3 separate regions of the Homo sapiens genome follow, and regions 1 and 2 are each linked to region 3. The links are chromatin contacts, found by Hi-C or POLR2A ChIA-PET in ENCODE. All regions are on one chromosome and are shown on one strand. The core of a region is the stretch at or near the end of the contact, and the rest is flanking DNA. Distances in the headings are between cores, read along the strand shown. Region 1 holds the start of ETV4 (ETS variant transcription factor 4). Region 2 holds the start of MPP2 (MAGUK p55 scaffold protein 2). Region 3 has its middle 38 kb from the start of SOST.

Region 1 (3,022 bases), core at 118-2,617, 170 kb after region 3:
CAAAGAGCTTACATGTGTCATTTCCTTCTCTGAAACTCCACTGCCTCATCTGTAAAGTGGCGGGTGTTAGGTTAGATGAATTTGGGAAGCCACTCCTGCTGGCCTGGCATTTGAACATTCTTTTGTGTTTATCACAAACAGGCAGGATAAAAAATCAGGCTGTCCTCAAAGGAGTGCATAGGCTGGAGACATAGAGAATTGTCTCAGCAAAAAGGCCTTTGAGGATTCATGTCCTTTGTGCCCCCATGGCCACAGCCCAAGCACCCCAGGTCCCCTCAGATGTCTGTCTTGGACATAGCTGCTTGCCTGGAACCCAGCACTGTATCTGACACGATAAATGTTTATTGAAAGAAGTGGTGAATGGATGAGATGACAGAGACTATGACCAGCTTCTTAGCTAAAACTGAAACCCATCCTGCCTCCAGATCATCAGAACCTTTGGGGCTTTTGCTCCTTTTGCTGGCTCTCAGATAAGAGGGAAGATGGCTGAGAGGGAGCTACACTTTCGGAAATCATCTACCCTGGGGCTTCTGGTTTCTGCTGCAATCAGTAGAAAGTGGGTCACAAAACAGCTCTGCAGAGAACAGACCCTTGAGGAAAAGCCTGGATTCTGTGCCAGTTTACATTTATTGATCACCTACTGTGTATCAGTTGTCACATAGCTTAACTCATTTAATCATGGCTTCAGAGGGGTGTACAGGAGAGTGTGAGGGATTTGAGGCTGTAAACCCCAGAGGTGCTGACTAGCTGAGTGACCTCAGGAGAGTTACCATCCCTCTCTGAGTTTCATTTTTAATATCTGTAAGATACAAACGATCCATTTCGCCGGGTTATGGGAACGAAATGAGCACGTGGAAGCGGAGCGCTTCATAAATGCTAGTTATTATTGTTCCTCTGGGCACACAAGCCCGGTCGCCTCCCTCCTGGGCGCACACAGACATGTTCATACTCCCACGTACACGCAGATGCAGAGACGTGTGCAGACGCCAGCCGGAGGAGCACGCGGCGCATCAGACCCAAGACCGTGGCGAGACGGTGAAGAAGCCGCGGGGTCCTCGGCTTCTCTCTTTTTCTCTCGGTTCTTTATGAATGAACTCCAGCCGCGAGTTTTATTTTTTTATGAATGGGAGCCGGAGCACTGAATGAAGCCGGGAGCCAACCCCTACATTCTGATTGGCCCCCGCGGCTGGGAAACTCCGCCCCCCGGCCAGGCCGGACGACTCTCCGGATTGGCGGGCGTGCCCAGCCCTGGGGTTCCATTCACAAAAGTCAATGAAACAAAGGGAAACGGGGGGCGGTGTGGCGGGGCGGGGGGTGGAGAGCTGAGGCCGAGCGAAGGAAATGCACCAATCAGCTGCTCCCCCGGGCTCACAACTGTCTGCTGCGCCCGAAAAACAAGTCGGTGCGCTGGGGACCCGGGGCCGGGGCCGCCTTACTCCGGCCTAGCCCCGCGGCCCTCGGTGCGGGCTCCAGGGCATGCTCGGGACCCCCCGCGGCTCCAGCCCAGACGCCCCGGCCTCAGGTGAGGCTGCGGGAGGGAAAGGGAGGGAGAGTGTCTGTGATTCCCCGCCTCGCCTCCAATGCACACCACACTCACTCTCACCACCCGCCTCCGCAGATTCCAGGGCGGGGGTGGGAGGTGCTGGGATTCAGGGTTGGAGGGGGCGCGGGAGTTGTGGGCATGCGATGGTGTGCGCTTCGCCTGCTCCTCCGCGCGCGCGCGCGTACACACACACACACACACACACACACACACACACACACACACACACGTTCTTATGTAACCGAGCCCGGGTAAAGCAGGGCTGCAGAAAGCAGAAACGGCGAGCCCGGCTCCTGGGAGCAGGTGGGACCTCCTTTGGCCTTTGGCGGGAGGGGAGTGGTGGTGGCGCTCGGCCTGGCAGGCGGAAACCTCGCCATCGCCCCAGTGAGTCGGAGAAGTTTCGCCGTCGGACCCAGAGCCTTGGGACTGCCCCCTCCCCGCCCCCATCGCAGCCCTCCCTGGACGGTGTGCGAACGCAGCCCCCTCCCCCACCAGGTCTCGGCCCCCGCTTGGGGCCCCGGCCGTGCGGCCGGAGGGAGCGGCCGGATGGAGCGGAGGATGAAAGCCGGATACTTGGACCAGCAAGTGCCCTACACCTTCAGCAGCGTGAGCGCCGCGCCGGCCTCCACGCCCGCCCCGCCCCGCACCCAGCCCCTACTCTCACCACAGCCCCCCTCCCCGCAGTCCCAGCGGAGTCCTGGGCTGCCCCGCCCCTGAGTCACCCGAGGACCCCAACCTCGTCCCCCAGACTAAGCGCCTCAGGGTGACTCGCGGGCATTCTCCCCGCTTCTCGCAGAAATCGCCCGGAAATGGGAGCTTGCGCGAAGCGCTGATCGGCCCGCTGGGGAAGCTCATGGACCCGGGCTCCCTGCCGCCCCTCGACTCTGAAGGTAAAGAGCAAGAGAGACAAACCGCGACCCTCCTCCGCCACACACACACACACACACACACACACACACACACACACACGGCCGATTCTGGAACCCCCGCCTGTTTCCCCAAAAAACTCGCCCTCCAAGGGATTTTGGTCATTCTTCTCGGTCCCTACTCCCAAGGCAGGGGAGTCACCGGGTCTTGCTAGGGCCCCTTCTCTCTTACCGTCCCCTCCACCTCACCTCCAATTCCACTATTTACCCCTCAGATCTCTTCCAGGATCTAAGTCACTTCCAGGAGACGTGGCTCGCTGAAGGTGAGTAGTTTTGTGACCTTTTCTATTTTGGGAGGCTGGACAGGGGGACACTCCGTAGCCCCTGGTATTCCACCCTAAGCCCTACACTTCTCCTCTCCCTTCCCTGCCTCAAGGAGTTCTCCAAGGCCCTCTCCCCAGGTCCCTTGCCACTCTACTCACCCCAGCACCCAGCGTGGACACTTATATTGATATTTATTTTCTCTACCCTGAGCCAGGCTTGTGTAACTAGGCTTGAGGATGAATCAGACCATTGTGTGGGGTATTTGCTTATTTGAATGGAACTTGGCCCC
Region 2 (3,098 bases), core at 347-2,846, 190 kb before region 3:
TCATGCCATTGCACCCCAGCCTGGGCAACAAGAGCGAAACTCCGTCTCAAAAAATAAAAATAAAAAAGAAGAAGAAGAAGAAGGATTTTCTAGCTTGCAGATAGAGGAAAGAGCTGCAAGCAATGCGCTCCAAGAACCCTCTTTGTTTAGAGACCAAAGCCTGCAATTCCTGTCAAAGCTATCTGGGTTCGATGGCTTTCTTCTCTCAGTAAAAGCCTGGGTCACCTAAACAATGTGGTTTTCAGCAGTTCGGCCGCCTCTGTGGCTTTTTCCTATATCCAAACTTATACCCTTGGAACTCAGGGGAGAGCTGAGTCTTGGAACCCAGGGACCAGTCCCCTGCTTTCGGGATAGATTCCCATTTCTGAGATTTCCAAGCAAGTTTCCAGAATGTAATCCATTTCTTTTCTTTTTGTTTCTTTTGAGACAGGGTCTCACTCTGTTGCCCAGGCTGGAGTGCGGTGTTGCAATCTCGGCTCACTGCAGCCTCAGCTTCCCAAGTAGCTGGGACTACAGGCGCGCGCTACCACGCCCAGCTAATTTTGTTTATTTTATTTTTTGTAGCGATGGGGTTTCACTATGTTGCTTGGGCTAGTCTCGAACTCCTAGGCTCAACCGATGCTCCCGCCTCCGACTCCCAAAGTGTTGGGATTATGGGAGTGAGCCACCGCGCCCGGCCAAAGATGCAGTCCATTTATGATCTTAGGAATCCAGTTAGCAAGGAAAAGGGATGACTCTCACATTTTGTTCAGGGCAACTGGACGGGGTGGCTGAACGCCGAGGTCGGAGAAGTAGCGTAGCTGGCCCCAAATGCTAGTCGCACTGCACAGAGCCTCCCGTATTTGGAGGCCCAGCATCTTTTACTAGCAGATGTGGGGTGGAGCCGGAGGCTGGGCGAAGGCGGGCCAGTGGGTTTAACCCTTTATTTACTTTTTGGGCTGGGACTCTGAGGAAGGCTAGCCAGTTACTTCTTTATTCCATAGGCAGGAAAATGGACCAGGCCTCCCTCACCTAGACCTAAAAGAGGCTCTCGAATCCTTTCAGGAAGACATTTCCTCTTTTTTGCAAAATTTCTGGAAAGTCTGGAATCCGGATATCCACCCTCTGAGTCCTTAAAAAGCTGCCCCTGATCCCGAGGCCTTCTGGGGCTGGTATCCTGCTTCCTGGGAGTCTCTCTGAAGTCCTCCTATTCTTTTTCTCAATATGGAAGCAGGATAACGAGGAAAAGTGAGGCACGCCTGGAACTAGAACGCCGGTCTAAGCCAAGATGGGTGGGCGGAGTAATCAAGCCGGTCTCATTAGGCACTTTTACCATCGCCCCTTTAAGGGATCCTTGGGAGCCGAGGGGCACCAGCGGGTACTGGTACCAGTCCTGCCTCCCTAACCCTTCCCAGTGGGACTCCAGCAGGGCGTCGTGGTCTGTGCGGTGTCTCCCAAACCACTACCTGGCTGCCCCCGTACCAGCTGCTGGGAAAGACTACTTCCTCCGAGTTGTGCCGGCCTCCGCGTTCTCCTCACCTCCCCTCTCCTCCGGACCTCCGCCCCCTCGCGGAGAGGCCTTGCCGCTTTAAGAGCCGGGCTAGCGATTGACAAGCAATAAACGCTGAGCGCCCGGCTGCGCTGGAGCCGCCCGGAGCTAGGGGCTTCCCGGGGCGCAGGTAGGCGTCCCCCGGCCCCCGGGCCAGCTCCTATCCCAAGACCTCCGCCTTCTTTTCGTCCTGACACGGCACTTAGGACCCTATTCACTGGGTTTAAACTCCACAGGCCCCTTTCACCCAGGCCCGTTCCCTCCCTGTCCACCCGCCCCCGCCCCTGGGCCCTCTTTCTGGGGTGCTGGTTGGGAGAACCAAGCCCCGCTGCCCATTGACACTGGTCCCCGCCCCTGCGGTAGGGGCTCCAAAGTGGCTTCAGGCACCAAGGTGGTGAGCTGTGAGGGGCCCCGGTATCTGCGCGGCCTCCCCGGGGGCTGTGCGGGTTGGGGGTACTTAGAAGCCCGGCATTACGTAAGAACCGTGCTGTTAGCGCTTCCGGGGGTTGGGGAGCGAGACAGAGGTTGCGCTGGGTCCCGGTGGCCCCCTGGTCCCCCTAGGCAGCTAACACCACAATCTTCCCTGGGAGGGGGTCCGCAGAAGGGCGCGCGCTGCTTCTCCCGCTTCCCAAGCTGTAGCGGGGCGGGTCGGGAGCCAGGGTTAGGGTCTGGAGACTTGGGAGGGGACCGGTGCCAGAAGCGAAGAGCTAGGGTTAGAAAGTTAGGTCAATTAAGGGGGGGGCGGTGCGGATAAAGACGGGGTGGGGGTTGGCCGGGGCAGTCATTTAGTGACCTCATCCCTGGTCTCCGGCGGGCGCGCACGTAGAGAGCCTTCTTTGATGGCTCACAACACGCCCCCCTCCCCCAGGTCCTAGCGCCCAGGGTGTTAGGGCTGGGTCCGTTGGGGCAGGGGTGATCTGATGGTCCAAGCATGCACGTCCGCCTGGCCTTTCGACCCCATCCTCTGGCCCTCAGTTCTGTCCAGACCTCCCCGCGACCTCTCGCTCTCCAAAGCGCCTTTGTCAGACCTTTCTTCTCCGCACCTCTTTGTATGTGTATGGATGGAGGGATGGGTGGGAGGTTGGAAGAAACCTCTCCCTTTCACTGCTGGTCCGCTCGCCTGCGGACACTATGGGTGATGTGGATATCTCGGAGGCAGAGCTGAGAGGGCATCTGGGCCCAGGCTTTTGGAAGCCGAGGTGCAGGTTCCCAGATGTCTGGGTGCAGGACCTTGGCACGGAGCCAGGCTAGCTTGCCTGGCACTGCCGTTCTCCTGTGGACACAGCCAGGCCCCGCCCTCTCAGAGGCTTGGACGGGCGTGGGGGAGCAAAGCCAGCCGATGCTCTGGGAACCGATTCCCCGGGAGAAAACCCAGGCAGGCTGGGCAAGACTTCCGAGCGCAGGGATTTCATACAGGATCCTCCCTGCCTTTTCCCGCCCTCCACGCTCTAGGGAAGGAGGACTTCTGGAGTCCCTTCTCTGACCCTGTGAGGGAGAGCAGCGCCAGCCAGGAGAAGGCTCCAGGTCATCAAGGCCTGGGAGGGGGAGGGAAGGGATCCCTCCTCCCTGC
Region 3 (3,064 bases), core at 533-3,032:
AAGCTCCCTGGTGGTACCCTCCTCTGTATTTTCTCAACAGCAACCCACACTGCTATTATAGCACTCGGCACACCCTTGTGCTCTAATTTGTTAGCGGATCCTGTTTCCTGCAGACTTTGAGCCCCTTGAAGATAGATCCTACCATTTCTACTTTTCCTCTGCCTGGCACATAATGGGCACTAAATCAGTAGGGCTGAATGAATGGGTTTATGGCCAAGTGTGCCCCAGGCAAGGGAGGCCTCCAAGAGGCTGCCTAAAATCCTAAGCCAGGAAGGTCAGGAAAGGGTGATAAAAGGTTTTAACTTTGGGGTTTTGAAAGACCCTAGACTCCTAGGTTTCTTCTCTTGGACACTCTATGGGGCACTTAAAATCCTGAGTCATGCTGATTTTGGGATTTCCTCTGACCAGAAAGCTGAGTGTTTAAGACTTTTCACATTCGCTTGTTTTGTTGCAAGGAGCTAGTAAGAGCTCAGCCTGGCCTCTCCCAAAACCACTCATAAAGGAGCAGCAGACATGGTGCAGCCAACAGAGACTTCAGGGAACAAGGATGGCTGTGACTTGTGCAGAGCAATTCTGGGATCCTGGAACCTGAAATACATCTCCTCCCCAGAAATTTAGCCTGAAATTTCTTTAACCAAGATCAAAAGGTGAACCTTGCTTCTAATAATCACAGAGGACTGAATGTGTTCTGCGAAGGAGAGCCACACTGGTCTAAATTATTTCCAACTAACGTGTAAATGACTGATAGAGGTTTTTGGTTTTTTTGTTTTGTTTTTGTTGATTTTTTTTTTTTCCTAAATGCTAGTTTGGTGAGAAGGTAAAAAGAGTTATAAAAGTGCAACACCAAGGCGGGTGGATCGCGAGGTCAGGAGTTCGATACCAGCCTGGCCAACATGGTGAAACCCCATCTCTACTAAAAGTACAAAGAATTAGCTGGGCGTGGAGGCGCGCCCCCGTAATCCCAGCTCCTCGGAGGCTGAAGCAGGAGAATCGCTTGAACCCGGGAGGCGGAGGTTGCAGCGAGCCGAGATCGCGCCATTGCACTCCAGCCTGGGTGACAGAGCGAGACTCCGTCTCAAAAAAAAAAAAAAAAAAAAAAAAAAAAAAAAAAGCAACAAGCCCTCTCGCCTAGTCTCTCCTTTGTCGTCCAGACCCTCGCGGCCGCGGGCGTTCGTGGTTCGTCCCCTCCGCCCCCTCCGTCCCCTCCGCCCTTTCCGCCGCGCTGACTCGCCGCTTCCTCCTGGGCTCCATCGCCCCAAACCCGGGACTGCACTTCCCGGCAGACGCCGCGGCCAATGAGGGAGGGGCTGAGGATTTGGCGGCGGCGGCGCCCCGAGAGTCGGGGTGACGGGGCTTTGTGCGCTGAGGCGGAGGCTGCCAGCACGGAGGCGGAGGCCCAGGGGCTGTGCACAGGTCACCGCGGAGAGACGTGCGATTTCCCAGCCGAGCGCCGAGGACCCTGCTGCCCAGGCCAGGCTGCCAGCCGTAGGCTCCTCTCTGGCGGCAGCGGGGGCGCGGCGACACCCGTCTCTCGGCCTCCCCTTCCCACCCCACCTCCGGAGCCTTCCTCCTGCCGCAGCACGCCTGGCCTGGTCCGGCTGTGGCCCTCCTCGATCTCCGTGTCCCTCCTGTGATCGCATTGAGACGGCCGGGCGGTTAGAACGGGACAAACTGAAGGCCCGATGAGAGAAAGGGAAAGTTAAGAATGCTGGAGCAGAACAATGGATTTCTCTTTCTCTTTCATGCAAGGGATCACGGGAAACACAGTTCAACAACCACCTCAACTCACTGACTCCGCCAGCATCCGTCAGGAGGATGCCTTTGATAACAAAATTGACATTGCTGAAGATGGTGGCCAGACACCATACGAAGCTACCTTGCAGCAAAGCTTTCAATACTCACCTACAACAGATCTTCCTCCACTCACAAATGGCTACCTGCCATCAATCAGCATGTATGAAATTCAAACCAAATACCAGTCGCATAATCAATATCCTAATGGGTCAGCCAATGACTTTGGCGCAGCTAGAAACTTTAGCCCCACTGACTATTACCATTCAGAAATTCTAAACAGAAGACCACATTAAATTCTAGAAAACCCTTCCCCTCCACAGCCACCACTTCGGTACCACAAACTGTGATTCCAAAGAAGAGTGGCTCACCTGAAGTTAAACTAAAAATAACCAAAACTATCCAGAATGGCAGGGAATTGTTCAAGTCTTCCCTTTGTGGAGACCTTTTAAATGAAGTACAGGCAAGTGAGCACACGAAGTCAAAGCATGAAAGCAGAAAAGAAAAGAGGAAAAAACCCAAAAAGCATGACTCATCAAGATCTGAAGAGCGCAAGTCACACAAAATCCCCAAATTAGAACCAGAGGAACAAAATAGACCAAATGAGAGGGTTCACACCATATCAGAAAAACCAAGGGAAGATCCAGTACTAAAAGAGGAAGCCCCAGTTCAGCCAATACTATCTTCTGTTCCAACAACAGAAGTGTCCACTGGTGTTAAGTTTCAAGTTGGTGATCTTGTGTGGTCCAAGGTGGGAACCTATCCGTGCTGGCCTTGTATGGATTGAAGTGATCCCCAGCTGGAGGTTCATACCAAAATTAACACAGGAGGTGCCCGAAAATATCATGTCCAGTGTTTTAGCAAACAGCCAGAGAGGGTGTGGGTTCATGAAAAATGGGTACAGGAGTATAAAGGTCATAAGCGGTATGAAGAATTACTGGCTGAGGCAACCAAACAAGCCAGCAATCACTCTGAGAAACAAAAGATTTGGAAACCCTGACCTCAGAGAGAACATGCTCAATGGGATTTTGGCATTGCCCATGCAGAGAAAGCATTGAAAATGACTTGAGAAGAAAGAATAGAACAGTATACTTTTATCTATATTGATTAACAGCCTGAAGAGGGTTTATCCCAAGCAAAAAAGAATGTTGGGGCCGGGCGCGGTGGCTCACGTCTGTAATCCCAGCACTTTGGGAGGCCCAGGCGGGCGGATCACAAGGTCAGGAGATTGAGACCATCCTGGCTAACACGGTGAAACCCCGTCTCTACTAAA

The links. Hi-C counts contacts between places; a loop is a spot of excess contacts on that map. ChIA-PET counts read pairs that join two places held with the same protein, here RNA polymerase II (POLR2A). Pooled maps may share reads with other maps.
Region 1: a loop to region 3 is called in a pooled map, with 9 times the contacts of the local background. The contact joins the promoter of ETV4 here to the enhancer-like site in region 3. A Hi-C loop is called at or near these places in 8 of 50 pooled maps. POLR2A ChIA-PET finds 5 or more read pairs at or near these places in 6 of 52 experiments (Caco-2, H1, WTC11 and 1 more).
Region 2: a pooled map shows a loop between it and region 3 (2.1-fold over the local background). The contact joins the promoter of MPP2 here to the enhancer-like site in region 3. A Hi-C loop is called at or near these places in 1 of 50 pooled maps. POLR2A ChIA-PET finds 5 or more read pairs at or near these places in 3 of 52 experiments (BJ, HEK293T and activated CD4-positive, alpha-beta T cell).

What each region holds. Positions count from the first base shown.
Region 1 is chr17:43,544,685-43,547,706 of GRCh38, reverse strand. It overlaps ETV4 (ETS variant transcription factor 4), which reads left to right and starts at 1,367. Exons shown (of 13, transcript NM_001079675.5): 1 at 1,367-1,522; 2 at 2,039-2,149; 3 at 2,340-2,433; 4 at 2,685-2,732. The coding sequence starts at 2,090. It also overlaps a transcript of DHX8 not described here. RefSeq lists enhancers at 942-1,101, 1,223-2,000, 2,001-2,778 and silencers at 1,192-1,241, 1,262-1,401, 1,452-1,571, 2,022-2,071, 2,112-2,171.
Region 2 is chr17:43,906,034-43,909,131 of GRCh38, reverse strand. MPP2 (MAGUK p55 scaffold protein 2) reads left to right here and starts at 1,596. Exons shown (of 13, transcript NM_005374.5): 1 at 1,596-1,658. RefSeq lists an enhancer at 1,437-1,586.
Region 3 is chr17:43,719,094-43,722,157 of GRCh38, reverse strand. It overlaps the pseudogene WHSC1L2P. Among named protein-coding and RNA genes, the nearest start is that of SOST, 38 kb to the left of the region's middle. RefSeq lists silencers at 1,135-1,194, 1,345-1,454, 1,485-1,554 and an enhancer at 2,994-3,064. Within about 2 kb of position 1,782, at least 34 of the 41 ENCODE cell types and tissues checked have a DNase peak (open chromatin) inside an H3K27ac peak, as active enhancers do.